Regions from separate parts of the Homo sapiens genome. Here region 2 is linked to region 1. A link is a contact called in ENCODE Hi-C or POLR2A ChIA-PET data. All regions are on one chromosome and are shown on one strand. Each heading gives the region's core, a stretch centred on a gene start or an enhancer-like site at or near the end of the contact. The rest is flanking DNA. Distances are from core to core; before and after follow the strand shown.

The links. Hi-C counts contacts between places; a loop is a spot of excess contacts on that map. ChIA-PET counts read pairs that join two places held with the same protein, here RNA polymerase II (POLR2A). Pooled maps may share reads with other maps.
Region 2: a map with no recorded cell type shows a loop between it and region 1 (4-fold over the local background). The contact joins two enhancer-like sites. A Hi-C loop is called at or near these places in 1 of 37 single-sample maps with no recorded cell type and 2 of 50 pooled maps. POLR2A ChIA-PET finds 5 or more read pairs at or near these places in 1 of 52 experiments (AG04449).

The regions. Positions count from the first base shown.
Region 1 is chr7:128,961,426-128,966,155 of GRCh38, reverse strand. The region is part of intron 21 of TNPO3 (transportin 3); the gene reads left to right. Among named protein-coding and RNA genes, the nearest start is that of IRF5, 26 kb to the right of the region's middle. RefSeq lists enhancers at 2,593-2,892, 3,013-3,122. Within about 2 kb of position 2,640, at least 3 of the 41 ENCODE cell types and tissues checked have a DNase peak (open chromatin) inside an H3K27ac peak, as active enhancers do.
Region 2 is chr7:128,607,972-128,612,701 of GRCh38, reverse strand. No RefSeq gene overlaps it. Among named protein-coding and RNA genes, the nearest start is that of LINC01000, 31 kb to the left of the region's middle. Within about 2 kb of position 3,480, at least 7 of the 41 ENCODE cell types and tissues checked have a DNase peak (open chromatin) inside an H3K27ac peak, as active enhancers do.

The DNA.
Region 1 (4,730 bases), core at 1,391-3,890:
AATAACAGTATTACATAACCTAACTTGAGCTTTTAAAATAATTTGAAAATTTTTTAACTGTTATAAAAATACACATAACATGAAATTTACAGTATTAACCATTTTTATAAATGCATAGTTCAGTAGGGTTAAGTATATATTCATGTTGTTGCACAACCAATCTCAAGAACTTTTTCATCTTGTAAAACTAAAACTATACCCATTAAGCAACAATTCTCCATTCTCCCCTCTCCCCATCTCCTGGCAATTAACTTCGTACTTAATGTTTGAGTCTGACTACTCTAGATACCTCATATAAGTGAGATCATACAGATTTGTCTTTTTGTGATTAGCTTACCTCACTTAGTATAATGTCCTTAGGATTCATCTATGTTGTAGCGTGTGCCAGAATTTTCTTCCATTTAAAGGCTAAATAATAGTCCATTGTATGCATATACCACATTTTATTTATCCTTTCATCTGTTGATGGCCATTTGGGCTGCTGTTGTGAGTAAGGCTGCTATAAACACAGGTGTACAAATATCTCTTTCAGCCCCTGCTTTCAATTCTTTTGGATACCCAGAGGTAGAATTGCTGGATCATATGGTGATTCTATTTAATCTTCTTTAATTTTTTTAAGAACCATCATACTGTTTTCCATAGCAGCTGCACCATTTTACATTCCCACTAGCAGTGCACAAAGTTCCAATTTCTCCACATCCTCACCAACACTTGTTATTTTCTGGGTTTTTGAGAGTAGCCATCTTAGCATTTCACACCAAGTGTGAAGTGATATCTCATTGCCGTTTTCATTTGCATTTCCCTAATGATTAGTGATGTTGAGCATCTTTTCATATGCTTATTGGCCATTTGTTTTGTCTTCTTGGAGAAATGTCTATTCAAGTGCTTTGCCTATTTAAAAATTGGGTTTCTTTTGTTGTATAGTTGCAGGAGTTCCTTTTATATTTGGGATATTAATTCCTTATCAGGTACATGATTTGCAAACATTTTCCTCCATTCTTTAGGTTGCCTTTTCATTCTGTTGATTGTGTCCCTTGATGCACAGAAGTTTTTAATTTTGTTGTCGCCTAGTTTATCTGTTTTGCTTTTGTTGTCTGTTTGGTGTCATATCTAGGAAATCATTGCCAGATTTCATGTCATGAAGTTTTCCGCCTAGGTTTTCTTGTAAGAGTTTTACAGTTTTAGGTCTTATATCAGGTCTTTGATCCTTTTTGAGTTAATTTTTGTATGTGGTATTAGGTAAGGGTCCAGCCTCTTTCTTTTGCTTGTGGATATCCAGTTTTCCCAGCACCATTTGTTGAAAAGACTGTCCTTTCTGCACTGAATGGTCTTGACATCCTTGTTGAAAATCATTTGACCATATACAGGAGAATTTATTAATGGGCTCCCTGTTCTATTCCATTGGTCTATGATGTATTTCTTTATGTCAATACCATGCTGTTTTGATTACTGTGGCTTTGTAATAAATTTTAGAATCAGGAATATGAGGCCTGCAATGTTCACTTTAAAGATTGTTTTGGTGGCCAGGCGCGGTGGCTCACGCCTGTAATCCCAGCACTTTGGGAGGCCGAGGCAGGCAGATCACGAGGTCAGGAGATTGAGACCATCCTGGCTAAAACAGTGAAACCCCATCTCTACTAAAGACACAAAAAATTAGCCGGGCGTGGTGGTGGGCACCTGTAGTCCCAGCTACTCTGGAGGCTGAGGCAGGAGAATGGCGTGAACCCGGGAGGTGGAGCTTGCAGTGAGCCGAGATTGCACCACTGCACTCCAGCCTGGGCGACAGAGCGAGGCTCCGTCTCAAAAAAAAAAAAAAAAAAAAGATTGTTTTGGCCACTTGGGGACCCTTGAAATTCCATATGAATTTTAGGGTAGATTTTTCTGTACAAGAGGTTGTTGGGATTTTGATGGGGATTGTATTGAATCTATAGATTGCTTTGAGTAGTATTGAAATCTTAACAATATTAAATCTCCAAATCGACAAATACAGTATATTGTTCCATTTATTGGTGTCTTTAATTTCTTTCAGCTACATTTTGTAGTTTTCAGTGTATAAGTTTTTCACCTCCTTGGTTAAATTTTTTCATAAGTTTTTTTTATGCTATTGTAAACGAACCAACTTGTACTTTAAAGAGCTGTTTTATTATAAATTATACACATACACAGAGGCTACTTTCTGCACAGTAAGTTTTCAGAAAGATATATAAGTGAGACTAGGAGGGGAAGGGAGGCTTTTCTTTTCGTTTCATAACTTTCTGCACTATGTGCACTTTTTTATGAGCATAAATTACACTTTTATGGGTAAAATCAGATATAGAAGGGAAAGAAAATGAACTTTAAGCAGTGGTACAAGAGCTAGTTGTCTTTTCTCAGAATTGATTTCTTAATGTCACTTTCCAAAATAGTTTACTTTCTCATCTTCTGGAATGTCTCCAGCAATTTTGTTAATGTTAAAATCCCAAACCATGGAATGCTATTATTTTATAGTTCACTAAGTGGCTTAAGTAGTAAGCCCAGTATGCCCCAGAAATAACTCACTTTTAGCCATAGATCAAGTGACATGCATGACTGAAAAATAGCATGTGACCCTTCATGACACATTTTGCCAGAAGTGGGGATTTCCCCTCCACTGGGTAGGCATATATTGACTGGGGTGACCTTAAAAATTCTTTGATTGCTTTTACTATGAATCTTCTCAGTAGAAGTAGTATTCTGTCTACAAGCTGTTTCAGGGGAAAGAAGTGTAGTAGTTGCTTCTCTCTGCTTCTGTTTTGCATTATTCCATTCAGTGCTGGTTACAGTATAAGGGCAGGATCGTATTGGCTCTAATTTTCCTAAAGCAAATGGGAACCTAGGGGAAACCCTCCAAAGATGGGGTTTGGAGTCAAGTATGTTGGTTTGAATCTTGCCACATACCCTATTACTTTGAACTTCAGTTTATTTATCAAGTGAAATAGGGTTAGTACTACCAGTCTCATAAGGTTATTATGAGATACCAAATGGAAATCTAAAGAAGATCTTGCACATAGTATGTGATCAGTGAATGTTAACTCCTTTCTCCTTGGAGGAGAAACTTCTAGAATGTCATTATGTACTTGCAAAACTAGCTGGGGCATGTCTCCTGTTGACTCTAAGGCAGCCACCCACACATTCTGGAATCCCACACATTGTAGAATAAGTCTTTGTCAAGCCCTCTTTCCCTCAGTGGGACTAATATATGACAGATAAAATAATATGGTAAGTCTGAAATCAAGGTCATAGATATCCTTTCCTAATTTAGGATAAATCTTGGGGCAAGGAAAAGAGACCTAAGTAAAGCAGTGCTGTGGGGGAAAAAAAAAACCTGTTATCTTTGTCCTGTGATATGGGAAAATAAGGTGCACCACCAACCTGACCTACTTGATCTTCCATTGCTAAACAAGTTTTGCAGCTCTTCCTATAGCAGGCTGTAACATATGTAACATAGTGGTGGGAAATGAACAGAAGTAAGAGCTAATGTAGAGGTGCTAGAGAAAGGACTTGAGATTGCTCATCCCCTCTTAGTAATTCTCTTCCTCTAGAATGCCTGTAGTAGACAAGACAGAAAGCCCTTGAACTTTCTGTCCCATGCATGACTCAGTCTCCCTTTTGATTTTAAGGTCCGTAACACCTGCCTCAACATGCTACTTTGTTTGCCATTCTGGCAGAGAGGGTGAACTGGTTTAGTTTCATTTCAGCAAGTCCAAGCCTGCTTTTCACATGGTACTGGTAATTAATTCCCTAGCTTTTTTTTTTTTTTTTTTTTGAGACGGAGTCTCGCTCTGTCGCCCAGGCCGGACTGCGGACTGCAGTGGCGCAATCTCGGCTCACTGCAAGCTCCACTTCCCGGGTTCACGCCATTCTCCTGCCTCAGCCTCCCGAGTAGCTGGGACTACAGGCACCCGCCACCGCGCCCGGCTAATTTTTTGTATTTTTAGTAGAGACGGGGTTTCACCTTGTTAGCCAGGATGGTCTCGATCTCCTGACCTCATGATCCATCCGCCTCGGCCTCCCAAAGTGCTGGGATTACAGGTGTGAGCCACCGCGCCTGGCCAATTCCCTAGCTTTTTTAGTTGGTCAACTTGAAGAAAGCTGGGACGTTTCAGTCTAAAATAACATTCTTGCTTTCCAAATGCCAGATGAACCTATCATTAACTAAGACCAATTGGGACTAGAAGAAACCCTGCCATCATTTCCATTTCTCCATCTTGGTGTTTATTCTATGACTACTTGTCACTTGCCTGGGGCTCTTCAAAGCCAAAAGGTGTTGAACATGGGAAGCATTGATACTGGAATTAGAGGCCAGTAAGGGGTTGAATCCCTAGTCAAGTCATCAGAGTTTCATTATTTTCTGTTACCTACCAGGTCATCGGATCAAAAGGATCTCATTTCTCAGCACTCCTCTAGTAATCTTATGGGGCTCGAGAAATAGTGACCATAAAAGCTTTCAGAAATATGGTGGAAGGATAGGAATTTGGGGACTAGAAGCCAGAAAACAGAATCTAAAAAATACTGGCAGTTAAAAAAGTAAATAAATAGAAAGCTAAGAAATATCAAACGTCAGAAGGACCGAGACAGAAAATACAGTCATGTGTTACTTAATGATGGGGATATGTTCCAAGAAATGTGTCATTAGGTGGTTTAGTTGTTGTGCAAACGTCATGGAGTATACTTCTACAAACCTAGATGGTATAGCCTACCGGACACCTGGT
Region 2 (4,730 bases), core at 2,231-4,730, 350 kb after region 1:
TGAGACTCAGAAGAAAGGGGCAATCATATTAAAATGAGACATAACATGTTAGAAATAAAGGAGAGAAATCAGAGATTCAAGCTAAGAGTCAAGAAGAAACCAATATAAACAGGGATAAAAGCATAGTTAGACATAATCACACATTTTCCAAATAAAAATATATAAACCCACATATAGATACACCCTGGGGTAATATTTAACAAATTATGGTGTTTGCTGCTTTGGTCATGAACCTCTCTGAAATACAAAATGCTTGAAAAACTGAAGGAGAAACAGAGAGAGAGAATGTGTGTTATATTTGAGAAGCAGAACAAACAGAACAAGGGGTTATGACACAAAAATCCTGCACACAGTGTTGTCTTTCCATGGGAGGGCAAAAGAGAGAATTCTCAGGTCTGCAAGGCAGAGAAAATTTAACACTGACAAATCCTTGCTGAAAAATAATCACTTAAAAATGTACCACCATCAACAGATAAAACAAGAACTATAAATAAAAAAAAATACTGTTGATAAGCCTTGAAATCAGTTGAATAAACCAGTCTAACAATGACTATGAATTTGGTCATAAAGCTGCCTCTGCCTATACTCTATACATAAGAACTTAGTGTCATATATAGCAGTAAAAATGGTAATTTAATAATAATAATATAGGCCGAGCGCAGTGACTCACGCCTGCAATCCCAGCACTTTGGCAGACCAAGGCAGGCTGATCACTGCAGGTCAGGAGTTCGAGACCAGCGTGGCCAATGTGGCAAAAACCCATCTCTATTAAAAATACAAAAATTAGCCAGGCATTGTGGTGCATGCCTGTAATCCCAGCTACTTGGGAGGCAGAGGCAGGAGAATCACTTGAACCTGGGTGACAAAGTGAGACTCTGTCTCAAAAAATTAATTGATTAATAATATAAACAGCCAAATGTAGTGGCACATGCCTATAGTCCCAGCTACTTGGGAGGCCGAGGTGGGAGGATCACATCGGGTGGGGACTGGGGAGGGCACAGCTTGCAAGACTGCGCCACCGCACTCCAGCCTGGGTGACAGAGTGAGATCCTGTCTCAAAATAAATATATAAAATTAATAATAATAGCTGGACGCGGTGGCTCACGCCTGTAATCCCAGCACTTTGGGAGGCCGAGGTGGGTGGATCACAAGGTCAGGGGTTCGAGACCAGCCTGACCAACATGGTGAAACACCATCTCTACTAAAAATGCAAAAATTAGCTGGGCATGGTGGCGGGCACCTGTAATCCCAGCTACTCAGGAGGCTGAGGTAGGAGAATTGCTTGACCCTGGGAGGCGGAGGTTGCAGTGAGCTGAGATCACGCCACTGCACTTCAGTCTGGGCAACAGAGCAAGACTCTGTCTCAAAAAAAAAAAAATTAATAATAATATAAACACACCAGACTTTACTAATAAAGGCCAGACTTAGTTTAGCTATGTGCTGAATTCCAGGTTTTATATAAAAAGGAGTCAAAATACACTATTTTACCTTATGTTTTTATTAAGTACAGAAATATAATACAAGTAAAAAAATTTTGGAGGTCAGATCATCATGAGTACAGTGACTTTTATAATCTGTATTATTAAACATATATTCAAACAAAATTGTACCCAAAGCCTAATAAGAAAGACTGACAAAGGCAAGGTTGCCGATCCCCATCTTGCTGTGTCACAGTAGCCCTGGAGGTTTCAGGACCCTGAAGAGTCAGATTAACTACCACATTAGCAGAAATAAGGATCAAACCTATACCTTCTAAATCACTAGAGAAGAGAAAAATGCTAGCCAATGTTATTCGTAAATCAGTAACATTTATGTATATATTCATTTGTGTGTGTGTGTGTATATATATATATACACACACATATCTACTTCAAACAGCTCAAAATTACTGAAAAAAAAAATGTACCAAATGTTTAATCCCAATTAATGGAATTATGAGTGACATATTTTTCTGTATTTTGTAAAGAGCATGTATAATGGTTTTTTTTTTTTGAGACAGGGTCTTGCTCTGTTGTCCAGGCTGGAGCGCAGCAGCGTGAACTTGGCTCACTGTAGCCTAGAGGTCCTGGGCTCAAGCATCTTCCCACCTCAGGCTCCCAGTAGCTGGGACCACAGACACACCACCATGCCTGGCAAATTTTGTATTCTTTTATAGAAATGGGGTCTTGCTGTGTCATGCATGCTGGTCTCAAACTCCTGATCTCAAGCAATCCTCCTGCCTCAGCCTCCCAAAGTGGCAGGTATGGGCCACCATGCCCGGTCCTTTTTACTTTCTTATTTTTTTCTTGACACGAAGTATCACTCTGTCGCCCAGGCTGGAATGCAGTGGCGCAATCTCGGCTCACTGCAACCTCCGCCTCCCAGGCTCAAGCAATTCCCCTGTCTCAGCCTCCCAAGTAGCTGGGACTACAGCCGCTTGCCACCACACCAGGATAATGTTTTATATTTTTTTAGTAGAGACAGGGTTTCTTTTCAACATGTTGGCCAGGGTGGTCTCAAACTCCTGACCTCAAGTGATCCACCTGCGTTGGCCTCCCAAAGTGCTGGGATTACAGGTGTGAACCACCATGTCCGGCCCTTTTTACTCTTTAAAAACTATGAGTCAGTCATGCCAAATTGCATGTTCAAAATATATTGATAAAGTATTTTCTAGTGATATCTATTTAATTCCAGATGAAGCATTTTAAAGGTTTCTTTTGTAAGCACAAAAAAGTTTGGGTGAGTAGGTTATAAAAGGTACAAAAAGCAAAATGGGCTAAAAAGTCCTTTGAAATAGCTTATAAAATTCAACAATATTAAAATAATTTCTCTGGAATGGGAAAACAACACTTTATACTTATTCCCACAGTTCTAGATGAAATATAACACTCCACATATCTATTTCTCCAATATAAATTCAATCATTAAAATACTACAGTATAAGATTTCCAATTTAAAGGTAGTGTTTAGAATGCAGGAACCTGGTTCCTACTCAGATTCCCTCAATTAAAGAAAAATACCCAAATGTTTATTATTTCATTGTTATTTGGCTATAGTAATTACTTCTATGATATGTACATAATCCAAATATATATAACAAATGGTGCTTGCTATAAAATATCTTACCAAATTTTAATACTTACTCTTAATAAATCATCTATTCTTCCCTCCCTCTTCTCTAGGTCAGAATTCTTACTGTTTTCTAGTGCAGATATTTTTTCTATTGTGAGGTTGGACTACAGAGACAAAGGTAAAACAAATTTAGGATTAGTCTCAACATGTTATATGTCATCACACTCTTCTCGTTACCTTTCTTGGGGGGAAAAAAAAGCACTTGCTCACACAAATGGCCTAGAATCACATGGCTTAAGAAATGAAATCTGCTTGTCTCATCTCATTGTTCAAGTCCTCTGCTGGGTTCCTTACGTCCCACTACACCTACACTTCAAATACATGTTAATTCTGGAATCAAATGTATGAATTCTCACTACTGTGCACTGAACAATGTAGAAACACGTTACTCCAGAAATGAAACTAACTTTGAATAGAAAACGATCTCACAGGAGACTTGACACAACTCTCTAAGGAACAAATGCGCCATCTGGTGGAAACAGAGAGCAATCAGAAGGGAAGAGAAGAAGCTACCTGAGTGCTCAACTATCTAACTGAACTGTACAAGAGCTGGTGATTTAGATAAAATTCAAATGTGCTCCAGGGAGTTGTATACCTCTTGAGATTTAAGAAATTCTCCTAGATTGCCAACGATCCTGTCTTGAAGATAATATATACAGTATCAAAAGAGGCTTCAAGAAAACCCAGTATACTCAAAACTACAAAATGGAAGCTATAGCCACCATCCTTTGCAGATACAATCCTCAAATGTTCAGAACACTCCCTAAATTAAAGAGTTTCTGAACACAATTTAAGGAGTAAACCATGTTGGTATCTCACATCTGAGAGAAGTTTAGCCAGGTATAAATAAGTAAGCAGGAAAAGGAATACATTAACTACTTTCATAAATTAGGGAATTAACATTTATTGAAAGCCTACTACAAGTACACTACTAATAAACATTTCGTATACACTGTCTGAGATCATGAGAATCAACCACATTTTCACAGATGATTTGTACTAAGAAAAACTGAGGCCCAGGCCAGAATCTGAACTTAGGCCACAGTGCCAGAATCTGAACTTAGAGGCCTTCAAAGTGTAGGTACTTTTCTTCTGTGGAATACTGTAGGAAAAAAAAAAAAAAGTGTGCACTTTCCTTAACACCATGCTTTAGCATAAGCATTTCTGCTACAATACACCAGAAGAGTAAAGAAAAGCCTCAAAAAGTTAAAGCACCTTCCAAAGGACTTTAAATACCCATAATGCAAGTTCTGAATATAATACACACAAATAATGAGGTGGTCAGAGAAGTCAGAGAAGAATGACAGACTACACAGGTTAGCCCTTATTCCTACACAGCAGGTATCCCCCTCAATTGATTATCGATCACCAACCTACCTGGGTCTGTCTGTGCTGGATGGAGATCTGTTTTTGGGAGCTGCAGGAATGCTCTGTGTTGCCAGATCCCGTAGATGAGGGACTGTTTTGCTGAGCCTACAATAAAGGTGCATTACCAATCACAGGAAAGTTTGGCATCTTTTTCCACAAACACTTGTATTAATGCAAACAACTCCATAATTTGTATCTCCACAATACAAACCCCTTCTTATGAAAGTGAGAAGTCAGGGCCACGTGGCCAA